3 separate regions of the Homo sapiens genome follow, and regions 1 and 2 are each linked to region 3. The links are chromatin contacts, found by Hi-C or POLR2A ChIA-PET in ENCODE. All regions are on one chromosome and are shown on one strand. The core of a region is the stretch at or near the end of the contact, and the rest is flanking DNA. Distances in the headings are between cores, read along the strand shown. Region 1 has its middle 110 kb from the start of LINC02817. Region 2 has its middle 75 kb from the start of DUSP10. Region 3 overlaps LOC105372932 (a long non-coding RNA gene).

Evidence for each region. Hi-C counts contacts between places; a loop is a spot of excess contacts on that map. ChIA-PET counts read pairs that join two places held with the same protein, here RNA polymerase II (POLR2A). Pooled maps may share reads with other maps.
Region 1: a map of Calu3 shows a loop between it and region 3 (2.7-fold over the local background). The contact joins two enhancer-like sites. A Hi-C loop is called at or near these places in 3 of 168 maps with a recorded cell type or tissue (Calu3, ascending aorta and sigmoid colon) and 2 of 50 pooled maps. POLR2A ChIA-PET finds 5 or more read pairs at or near these places in 1 of 52 experiments (MCF 10A).
Region 2: a loop to region 3 is called in a pooled map, with 5 times the contacts of the local background. The contact joins two enhancer-like sites. A Hi-C loop is called at or near these places in 3 of 50 pooled maps. POLR2A ChIA-PET finds 5 or more read pairs at or near these places in 3 of 52 experiments (AG04450, GM12878 and PC-9).

Annotation. Positions count from the first base shown.
Region 1 is chr1:221,228,772-221,232,249 of GRCh38, reverse strand. No RefSeq gene overlaps it. Among named protein-coding and RNA genes, the nearest start is that of LINC02817, 110 kb to the left of the region's middle. Within about 2 kb of position 1,434, at least 2 of the 41 ENCODE cell types and tissues checked have a DNase peak (open chromatin) inside an H3K27ac peak, as active enhancers do.
Region 2 is chr1:221,665,706-221,668,995 of GRCh38, reverse strand. No RefSeq gene overlaps it. Among named protein-coding and RNA genes, the nearest start is that of DUSP10, 75 kb to the left of the region's middle. Within about 2 kb of position 1,320, at least 4 of the 41 ENCODE cell types and tissues checked have a DNase peak (open chromatin) inside an H3K27ac peak, as active enhancers do; they include PC-9, where a contact is called at or near this core.
Region 3 is chr1:221,438,011-221,441,571 of GRCh38, reverse strand. The region is part of intron 3 of LOC105372932 (a long non-coding RNA gene); the gene reads right to left. Among named protein-coding and RNA genes, the nearest start is that of LINC02817, 100 kb to the right of the region's middle. RefSeq lists an enhancer at 669-1,868. Within about 2 kb of position 1,456, at least 8 of the 41 ENCODE cell types and tissues checked have a DNase peak (open chromatin) inside an H3K27ac peak, as active enhancers do; they include PC-9, where a contact is called at or near this core.

The DNA of each region.
Region 1 (3,478 bases), core at 185-2,684, 210 kb after region 3:
TTAATTCTTCTATTAAAAAAAAATGGTTCTTGCTTTTAGATAATTTCTTACGGGTTTCGTAATTCTTCATTGTGAGCTGATCTTCATCAGAGATTATTATAGAACTCTTACATAGCCTAGATTGAGAACACATCTCTCCAAAGAGGTATTTTACCTTCTGCCAGTCAATCTAATTATATCACTAACCCAGGGCTGTTTTATGTTGATATCTTAGTCTGGGCCACACTGGTAGTTAAAAAAAAAACTTTTTGAACTATAATTACACATGAACAAAAGTATTTTTTTAGGAAGACATTTCTTAATTTGTTGTTGCGTGCGTCTGTCTGTTCCCTCTTTAGTTTTAAAACCCTTAGATGTCGAAAATCAATCTTCCCCCACAACCAAGGTGACTAGAGCTCACATGCTCACTCTCTTGCTATTGATTTTATTATTTATGTTTTTATTTTTCTAGAAAATTTTCTTTCCTTCCTGTAATATTGAATATACACTTGATACAATGTTTGTTATATTAAATATTTAAATATATTGTCTATATTTCTAGGTGTTTCTAAAAGAGGATTTTTGTGTATCCTAATCAAAATATGGTCATAAGCTGAAGTTCTCTACCATTTTCTTAATAGAATCAATTAAAAATATCACCCAAGCAGCCTGACATGTGAATTTTAACATAAGGTACTTGCAGTTGTGAATTAATGAATGACCTTCTTATATTTAGAGCCAGTGTTCATCTGCTAGTTTAATTCTGTGCTAGACAGAGGCTTAATAAGTACTTACTTAATGAATTAATTAATTAAAATATTTCCATTTCTAAGCTGCTGATCTGTTGTGGCTACCCTTTATTTCTCTGTGGCAAGAAGGTTTTTAATTTTTTTTTTTAATTTTTAAATATGTGAGTGAGTGAGAGTAAAGTACTGAGGCTGATTCCACAAACCATGCAAAAAAAATTGTCTTTAGTATTTGCCAATGGCCATTCCTTAAATGATAGACTAACAAATCACTGAATCATGCCCTTTTGCTGTGATAAGGAGATATAGAGATGAAAATTATCTTTTCAGTTTTTCATTTAAAAAATAATCCCTACATTTATCCAGGAGGTTGATTTGTTTTGAAAGAACACCATAAAATTTAGATGTAGAAATTAAGATTACTCATCTTTCTGGTGAACTGAAGACACTAAAACAAGTCCTGTATACTTAGGTAGGACCATATACATCAATTGATAAACAAATAAAATAAATATTTTAAACTCCATATTGCCTTCACAGAACCTAGGCCTGTAACGTATTCACTAAGCAAACTACTGTTTAATTATTGCCTTACTCTGCATACCTTACTCTGCATATGCCAAAAATAGGCTGCATGTTTTAGGCTGTGTGGCAAGTAGAATGACCAATGTTTCTATTTCCCAGGGCTGTGGCAACAGCCCAGTATTTAGATAGCTGCTTCCTTGCCAACAGAACACAAGAGAGCATAAATTTACTACCAAACATAGATGCCAGGGAAACAAGGAAACCCTGAGGTCAATGCCCTAGCCCATGTAGGAAATTTTATTCTTTGGGTGAGTATAAAGAGTTCAGCAAAAAAGGTCAGAGAGGAGTAAGGAGGTATGCCAATTTCAGTAGCTTGTTTAACTACTTTGGGATTCCATTAGCCTACCTATTAAGATAACTTAGTAAAGCTTATTCATCTCAACTTTATTTCCAAGGACAAAAGGCATGACATTTTGAGTCAAGCAAGGCTGGACTGAGTTTTGTAACAACTTACTATTTGAGCGAACCTAGGCAAATCTCCAATATTGGTTTCTCCATCATAAAATAAGACTACTAAAAATACCAATTTCAGAGGATTGTTACTGTAGGATTTGCAAGATAATAATGTAAAACAACACAGTGTCTGACATTAGTATGCACTCAAATGTGAGCTATAACTTTTGTAGCAACAACTGTTTGAATACTTACTATGAGCAAAACTTTGTGCTAGAAAACTCTGATAGACATAAGGATAAATTAGACATATTTCCTCCCTGCCAGGAGCTTAGATTCTAACAGATGAGATAAGAGGAAGTTATAAACTCCAAGACAGCAAAGACTTTATGTTTCTCATTCACCTTTCTATATCTAGCACTGACAACAGTTTCTGGTATATAGTTGGTATACAACAAATTTTATATATATATAACTTTCTACTAGGTAAAAGTAGTAGATTATATATTATACTTATTTATATATAGTATATACTATAAAAAGTAGTAGATTACAGGTGGCTAGATCAATTTTTATATATAAATCTATCTATAATCTACTACTTTTACCTAGTAGAAAGTGCTAAAGTGAATAGGAGAAATAAAGAGAAAATATAGGTATATAAGTAAGAATCAGGACTGTGTAAGAATTTATCCATAGTTTCTCATCTGTAAAAGGATGGTAATTACACTTGCCCTGCTTCCCTCATACAGGTTATTGCAGAGTTCAAATTAAGAGTATGCTTACCTGGAGGCCAGGCGTGGTGGCTCATGCCTGTAATCCCAGCACTACGGGAGGCCGAGGCGGGCGGATCACAAGGTCAGGATATCGAGACCATCCTGGCTAACACGGTGAAACCCCGCCTCTACTAAAAAATACAAAAAATTAGCCGGGCGTGGTGGCGGGCGCCTGTAGTCCCAGCTACTCTGGAGGCTGAGGCAGGAGAATGGCGTCAACCCGGGAGGCGGAGCTTGCAGGGAGCCGAGATTGCGCCCCTGCACTCCAGCCTGGTCGACAGAGCGAGACTCTGCCTCAAAAAAAAAAGAAAAAAAAGAAGAAGAGTATGCTTACCTGAAGTCAGTAGATGGATGAGGCAGGTAGAAAAAGGACAATGAATTAATCCATATAAAATTAATGACGTTTGCCAAGAGTCGTGTAGTGCTTACTATGTGCTAGAGACAGTTCTAAACATTTCACGTGTTAGCTAATTTAATCCTTGCAACAACTCTGTGAGATAGGCCTTATTATCCTCATATTGCAGAAAGGGAAACTGAGGCACGGATAGGTTAAATAACATGCCCAAGGTCATGTAGGTAGTAAGCCACATAAGTCGGATTAAGCAAAGGGATTCTTGTCTCCCAACCAGTGCAGCCAGGAGCTCAGACTTTGCTGTTATTTTGACTTATTGGAAAATGCTGGTCCTTTCCAATCAAGAGCCTCTGAATCCTCCGTCTCTGTCCCTCTCTTTCTAGCAACCCTCTCCAACGCTTTCTACCACAAGCTTAATTTTATTATTTTGACTGCTTGCTAGGAGGAGGAGGAAGAGGAAGAGTGAGCTATAAATATCCCTTCCTAAGTGCCCCCCAAAGTGAAACCACCTGCGCCTGTGTGAGGTAGCAGGAGAAGCAGAGAGCCTCAACTGTGGAGAGAGGTTTGCATCCCATCATTCAACGGAGTGTTTTAGAGACCTCCTGCCGGGCTGACTGCTGCGAAGGGGAGTAAAGTAAACAAGCCAC
Region 2 (3,290 bases), core at 71-2,570, 230 kb before region 3:
GTTGGCTATCAAAAAGCAGGCAGAAGCTTCTCCTCAAAATAAAACAGAAGCCCATCTCAAAACCTGCCAAAGAATTTGGTCATATGAATGACATTTCTAACTCCTTAAGAAGTTCATTCCATTTGACCTAAAATTTTCACCTGTGTGTTTGTATCTCAAGAATATGATTTAATCACAGATGTAGCTAAAAACTTACATGCAAGTCACATTCTTTATAATAAATGAGGCTTGAAATGACTTAAATGTCAAGTGATAGGTGAATATTTAAATAAACCAAAGGAGATCTAGTGAATAGAAGATTATTCAATTATTAAATGCCAGGCTTCAAAGAGTATTCAGCAACAGAGAAAATAGCTCACAACATAATGCTAAATTTAAAAAAACTATTAACACAGTTTAAACATTTTCCCCTTTTTTTCCTCATCTTCTCTTTATGTTTTTCCTCCTCAGAGACATGTCAAAATGTTTACAGTGTTTTCTTTTCATAATTTTTGATTTTTATTTTAAAGATTTTAAATATGAGCATGGATTAAGTTTACAATCACGAGAGACTTTAAAAGAGTCTTTAAAAAAATCTCCCTATATTTACTTATCTATTTTTTTCTGACAACACAGGTCTCTGGGTCAGAAACAGATCATTCACTCAGAGAATCTTAGCAGCACTAGTTCCCCATGTCCCAATTCTTGTTTCGCGGGTAACATAGTGGGAGCCAAATTTACCTACTTGTGCAGCGGTTGCTTCATAGGAGAGAAAACTAATGTTAGTTTTCTCTCCTATGAAGCAACCGCTGCACAAGTAGGTAAATTTGATATTGATTATTGATACTTGATTGATTATTTATGATGCTTGAAGCTTCTATAAGATGGCTGGCACATGTGTCTTACCTGCCCTGAAGGGAGGGGAGAATGAAAGAGATCTTGCTGCTCTGAAATGTAAACAGATCCTCTCTGGGGAGAGGAAAGGAAGGTGTCTCTAGGTTTTTATCACTCTTAGAGTGTAAGCAAATAGTTCTGATGGAGATGGAACTTCAGATCTCTCCAGAGCAATTTACTATTTCTAATTTATAAAGCATGCTTACCATTCAATCCTTCCAACAAGGCTATCAGTAATTTGTATGTCTGACAGTGCGGAGACATGAAACAATTCAAGAAGCACTGTTTCCAAAATCTTCCACTTATAGCCACTATGGAATAACTGATATTAGATTTGCTCTTTTGCTGTAAACAACTAGAATATGGGACAAAGCACATGACACATCATGTTCAGATCTTGAGCAATAGGAACTGCAGGACTGTGACTCATAAGATAAGGGAAACTAACAAGGCAAGTCCCATAATTACCTGAGGTTTCTGCATGGGAACCTTTTCTGAACTAGCATGCACAGTGGGGGAACAAGCAGAGCATAACACTCTCACTGAGTGAGGAGACGTAAAACCAAATTCAGGGAGACCGAGGCAGCTCAAGTTGGAAGGGCTGGGTTGCAGAGAAGAGGGAATTTTTAAGAAAAATAACTCCAAACATTTGCCCAGGAATCCCCTTGAGTCTTTGCCTGAATAAGCTGAGCTTGCATCCAATAAAACTCTATGAGGCCAGGATAAGAAAAACTACTAAAGAGCTGTAAGTTAAATAATTCACAGAGTTCATAGAGAGTAGGAGGATATTCCATTTCCAAACAGCCAGAGTGAAGACAGACATTATTGAATACCTGGAACATTTGTTAGAAACTCCAAAATGGTTGGCCTTGAGAGCAGGGCTTAAGCTAGCCATAGAATAAAGCCTCCTCTGTCCTGTCCTGATAGATCTTAAACACCAATATTGAAAAAAACCAAAGTACTTGCCACATAAAAATTACAGACTCTTTAAATAAAAGTAAATATAGACAAGCGGTTTTTGACAGAGGTACCAAAGTAATTCGATGGGGGAAAGATAGTCTTTTCAATAAATTGTGTGGGAACAGCTGGATACTCATATTGGGAGTGAGTGTGGGAAGGAACTTTAACACTTATTGTAAATACATACAAAATTTAAGTCAAAACAGATTATAGACTTAAACATCAGAACTAAAATTATAACATTTCTAGAAGAAAACAGGACAAAATTGAAAAACTGAACTTCGTAAAAATTAAAAACTTGTTCTTTGGAAAACAGGAAAATAAAAAGGCAAATGTCAAACTGGGAGGCAAAAGTCAACTTGTGAATATTCATCATTCTATAATGAATATAGTGAAATATCTCATAATGAATAATATCTCATGAGAATATCTCATAGTGAAAAAATGAATATCTCATATCCAAAATATATAAATAACTCTTTCAATGCATCAACAAGATAACTCAATATTTACCCAGTAAAAGATGTGAGTGCATATTTCAAAAAAGATATCATCCAAATGGACAACATTGGCTGGGTGCAGTGGCTTACACCTGGAATCCCAGCACTTTGGGAGACCGAGGCAGGAGGATCACTTGATCCCAGGAGTTTGAGACCAGCATGGGCAACATAGGGAGACCCCATCTCTACAAAAAACACAAAAAGTAGCCAGGTGTACAGGCATGCACCTGTAGTCTCAGCTACTTGTGAGGCTGAGCTGGAAGAATCACATGCGTCCAGGGAGGTCGAGGCAGCAGTGAGCCATGGTTGCGCCACTGTACTCCATCCTGGGGGACAGAGTGAGACCTTGGTCTCAAAACAAACAAACAAACAAACAATACAAATGGGCAATCAATCTTTACCTAAAGAGATGTTTTACATTATTTGTTACTCAGAAAAGGCAAATTCAAATCACATTGAAATACCTCTATAAATTCATTAAAATGACTAAAATTAAAAAGACTTACACTCTCAAGTGTTGACATGGATTTGGAACTATTTAGATGTCTCGTATATTGCTGGTGAGAGTGTAAAATAGTGTAAATACTCTGGAAAAAGTTTGGCATTTTCTTATATGGTTAAATATATAGTTACCTTTTGACCTAGTAATTATATTCCTCAGCATTTATATAAGACAAATGAAAATAAATGTCCGCATGAAGACTCGTATATGAGCATTCATAGCAGATTCATTCACAACAGCCCCAAACTGCTAAAAAATAAAGTACTTATTAAATTATGAATGGTAAACAAACTGGGGTATAGTCATACAATGTAGTACTACTCTGCATTGAAAAATGATGAACTATTGATGCACACAAAAACCTGGAGGAATCTCAAAAGCAATATACTGAGAAAAACAGGCTGAATTAAAAAGAGTATATACTGCATGATTCCATTTGTTTGAAATTCTGAGAA
Region 3 (3,561 bases), core at 207-2,706:
TGTTTATCCTTTCGTCCACTGATGGACATTTGGGTTGCTTCCTTGTTTTGGCTATTATGAATATGGCTGCTATGAACATGGATGAAGTAAATATCTCTTTGAAACCCTGCTTTTGGTTATAGACCCAGAAGTTCCCACTAAGCCCTTTTGCTTTGGATTCCCTACGCAGAGCCCTCTAATTGGACTTTTACTTTCCTGCCTTTGAGCTTTTCCTTTTACTGCGCAGCCTACCTGGCCTGTCCTATTTTGGTTCCCTGCCTATTGAAGTCCTGTTTATTCTGCAAGGCTCTTCTATTTGTACCTAGCCCAATGCCTTTCACACAGTAGGTGCTCAATAACTAATATATAGTTAGATATATCTTTGCCATATCTGTGCTAAAACAACATAAAAAGGTAGGAGGCAGAAATGATGTCTTATTATCCCTTATGGCCTGCACACAGTAAACAGTTTAGGAAAAGTTTATTAAATAAATAAAGTCCCCATGCCCCCTGGAACAAAAGGTATGCAGGGCAGTGTATTTCATGGGCTGTCCAAGACCTCATGTCAGAAACGTATGTTTAGGCAGCAAGAACACACAAGAGGCAAGAGAGTAAGAAAGTACGCTGGAAAATTTTGCTAGCTGGGTCAATTCCAATTTGGCAAAAACAAGCCTTCTGCTTTTTCTCCAGGGTTCTTTCTCCCAGCATCACTTATTAATGCTAATTAGTCAAGGGTGTGCCATGATGCAGAACACTTGTGACCCATAAGGATTAGAGAGAGACTGTCATTTCTCAAATGACCCACGAGAGGCAGCCAGAGGCAGTGACGGGGAAGGAGAGGAGGGGAAGAGGAACTTCTCTGCAAAGAATCGCACTAAAGTAAGTGCAAGTAAAAATAAATCCACATATAAAACAACTGTACAAATGTTAGCAGTATTTTCACAGCTGGGTTTCTTTGCCTAAAATACTTAGCACTTACTTTAGAAAACTCACTTCTAAACATAAATGGTCTGACTGATCACAGAAGCTGAACCCTGATACAACTCTGACTTTGAACTTGACTTCTGCCCAGATGGGAATAAAAATAATGACTTCTTCTAAGTAAGAACCTTAATTGCCATGAATTCACACCAGACTGTGGTGGGTGACCTTTACCTCACATATGAGGAAATTAAGGTAGGGCTTGGTTTAGGAAGCTAGATTCATAACAGTCAGCATATTTATATCCAGATTAGGCAGGACTCTGGATTTAAAACACTTTCCCTTGGAAAACACCGACTCTGTCTGTTTCCATGGCACTAAAAACACCCCACTTGAATAACTGCCCAGTTACTTATCATAGCAGGATTAGTGGTCTTCTCAAGGCATCTGCATTCACATTCCTGGTATTTATTTCCTGTAGATATTGGTTTCAAAGACTGATGCCACAGGACATGAATAATCACGGTGACTCACTTTTAGGGACTTTCCCCTGGGGAGTGCCACCTACAGAGCCTCAGAATGAAGTGGGCACATATTAATTAAAATATGTTTCATCTCCAAATGACTATGACAGAAGCTATACTGATGAATATGACAACTAAATACAAAATAATACCGCAATGACTAGCAATGATTCAAATATTGTGCTCATGATGTTATCTTTCATCCATTTATTTAATAAATGGATTTATATAATGAGTGACGGGACTTCTATGTGTCAGAGTGCTGGTTAGGACAGGCCATGTTTCAATAAATTTACAACCCAGCAGGCACTGTTCCTATCAACTAATGAGATTTTTAAATTTAATATTTTTTGGTCAAAGCAAGGGAGTCTTCAAAATTACCAAAAAATATATTTGGTAAGGAAACAGTAAACAGAACCAATTATTCCTTCTTGGTTGAGTTAAGAAAACACGCTTTGTGCTTACACTTCCCATAGTGATCAGGGATTTCTCACCCCTTGAATTTCTGTAGCATAAATTGTTGACGTCTCTTCACTTCCCTGTCTCATTTCCTTGCCCAGGTGGTGAGCCCTGTGCATGAGCCTCTGCCTGACTCATCTTTGTATCTGCAATGCCTCACACATGCCTCATATCTCCCCGCCAGGCAAGCAGTGTTAGTGAAAACAGGATGTCATCAGTTCAGTAAAGAAGAGATTGACAACAAACTGTGAATAGAAAAGTCAAATAGGAATGCATTGGCCTTTAAAAAAATTATTTTCCAAATTATCCTATAGTAAAGTTGACTTTTTTCTTTGATGTACAGCTCTATGGATTTCCACATATGTATAGATTTGTGTAACCACCACAAAGAGGATACGAAACAGTGCCATAACCCCCCAAAGCTTCCCCATGCTGTCCCTTTATATTCACCCCTCCCTCCACCATAATCCCTGGCAATCACTAATCTCTTCTCCACCATTGTGCTTTTGTCTTTTGAAACTGGCATCTCTTACTCAGCACAGAGTTATCTAAGTTGTTCTTTTTTATGACTGAATAGTGTTCCATCATATGTGGTATCACAGTTTATTTACCCTTTCACTCATTGAGGGACATTCAAGTTATTTTCAGTTTGAAGCTACTGTGTAAAAAAAAAAAAAAAAAAAAAAAAAAAGCTACTCTGAAGTTTTGTTTATCAGTTTCATGTGAACATACATTTTCATTTTCCTGGGGTAAATACTCAGGATCGGCCTTGTGGAGTTATAGCGTAGATGTATGTTTCACTTTATAAGGAAACTGCCAAGCTATTATCCAGAGTTGCTGTAGCATTTTCCAATTCCAGCCATCATGTATGTGAATTCTACTTACTCAGCATCCTTGTCAACACTCTGTGTTGTCAGTATTTATTTTGGACATTCTTTTTTTTTGACGGAGTCTCTCTGTTGCCCAGGCTGGAGTGCAGTGGTGCGATCTTGGCTCACTGCAACCTCTGCCTCCCGCGTTCAAGCAATTCTCCTGCCTTAGCCTCCAGAGTAGCTGGGATTACAGGCGTGCGCCACCACGCCCAGCTATTTTTTTTTCTTTTTCTATTTTTAGTAGAGATAGGGTTTCACCTTCTTGGCCAGGCTGGTTTTGAACTCCTGACATCAGCTGATCCACCTGCCTCGGCCTCCCAAAGTGCTGGGATTACAGGTGTGAGCCACCACGCCTGCCCTTATTTTGGACATTCTGATAGGTGTGTGGTTGTAGCTCACTGTTGTTTAAATTCACATTACCTTAATGGCTTGTGGTATTAAACATCTTTTCTCGTACTTTATACAGCAGTCCCCTCTTATCCAAGGTTTTTCTTTTTGCAGTTTCAGTTACCAGCAGTCAACTGTGTCCTGAAAATATTAAATAGAAAATTCCAGAAACAAACAATTCGTAAGTTTTAAACTGCACACTGTTCTGAGCAGTGTGATGAAATCTTGCGCAGCCCTGCTCCGTGGGACATGAATCCCCTCTGTCCAGTGTATTCATGCTGTATAGGCTACTTGCCTGTTAGTCACTGAGTAGGCATCTCACTTATCAGATTACTGTCACCACATCCATCGCATAGTCATTTTATCATCTCACATCATCACAAGAAGAAGAGTGAGTGCAGTATGAGATGAGGGAGAGA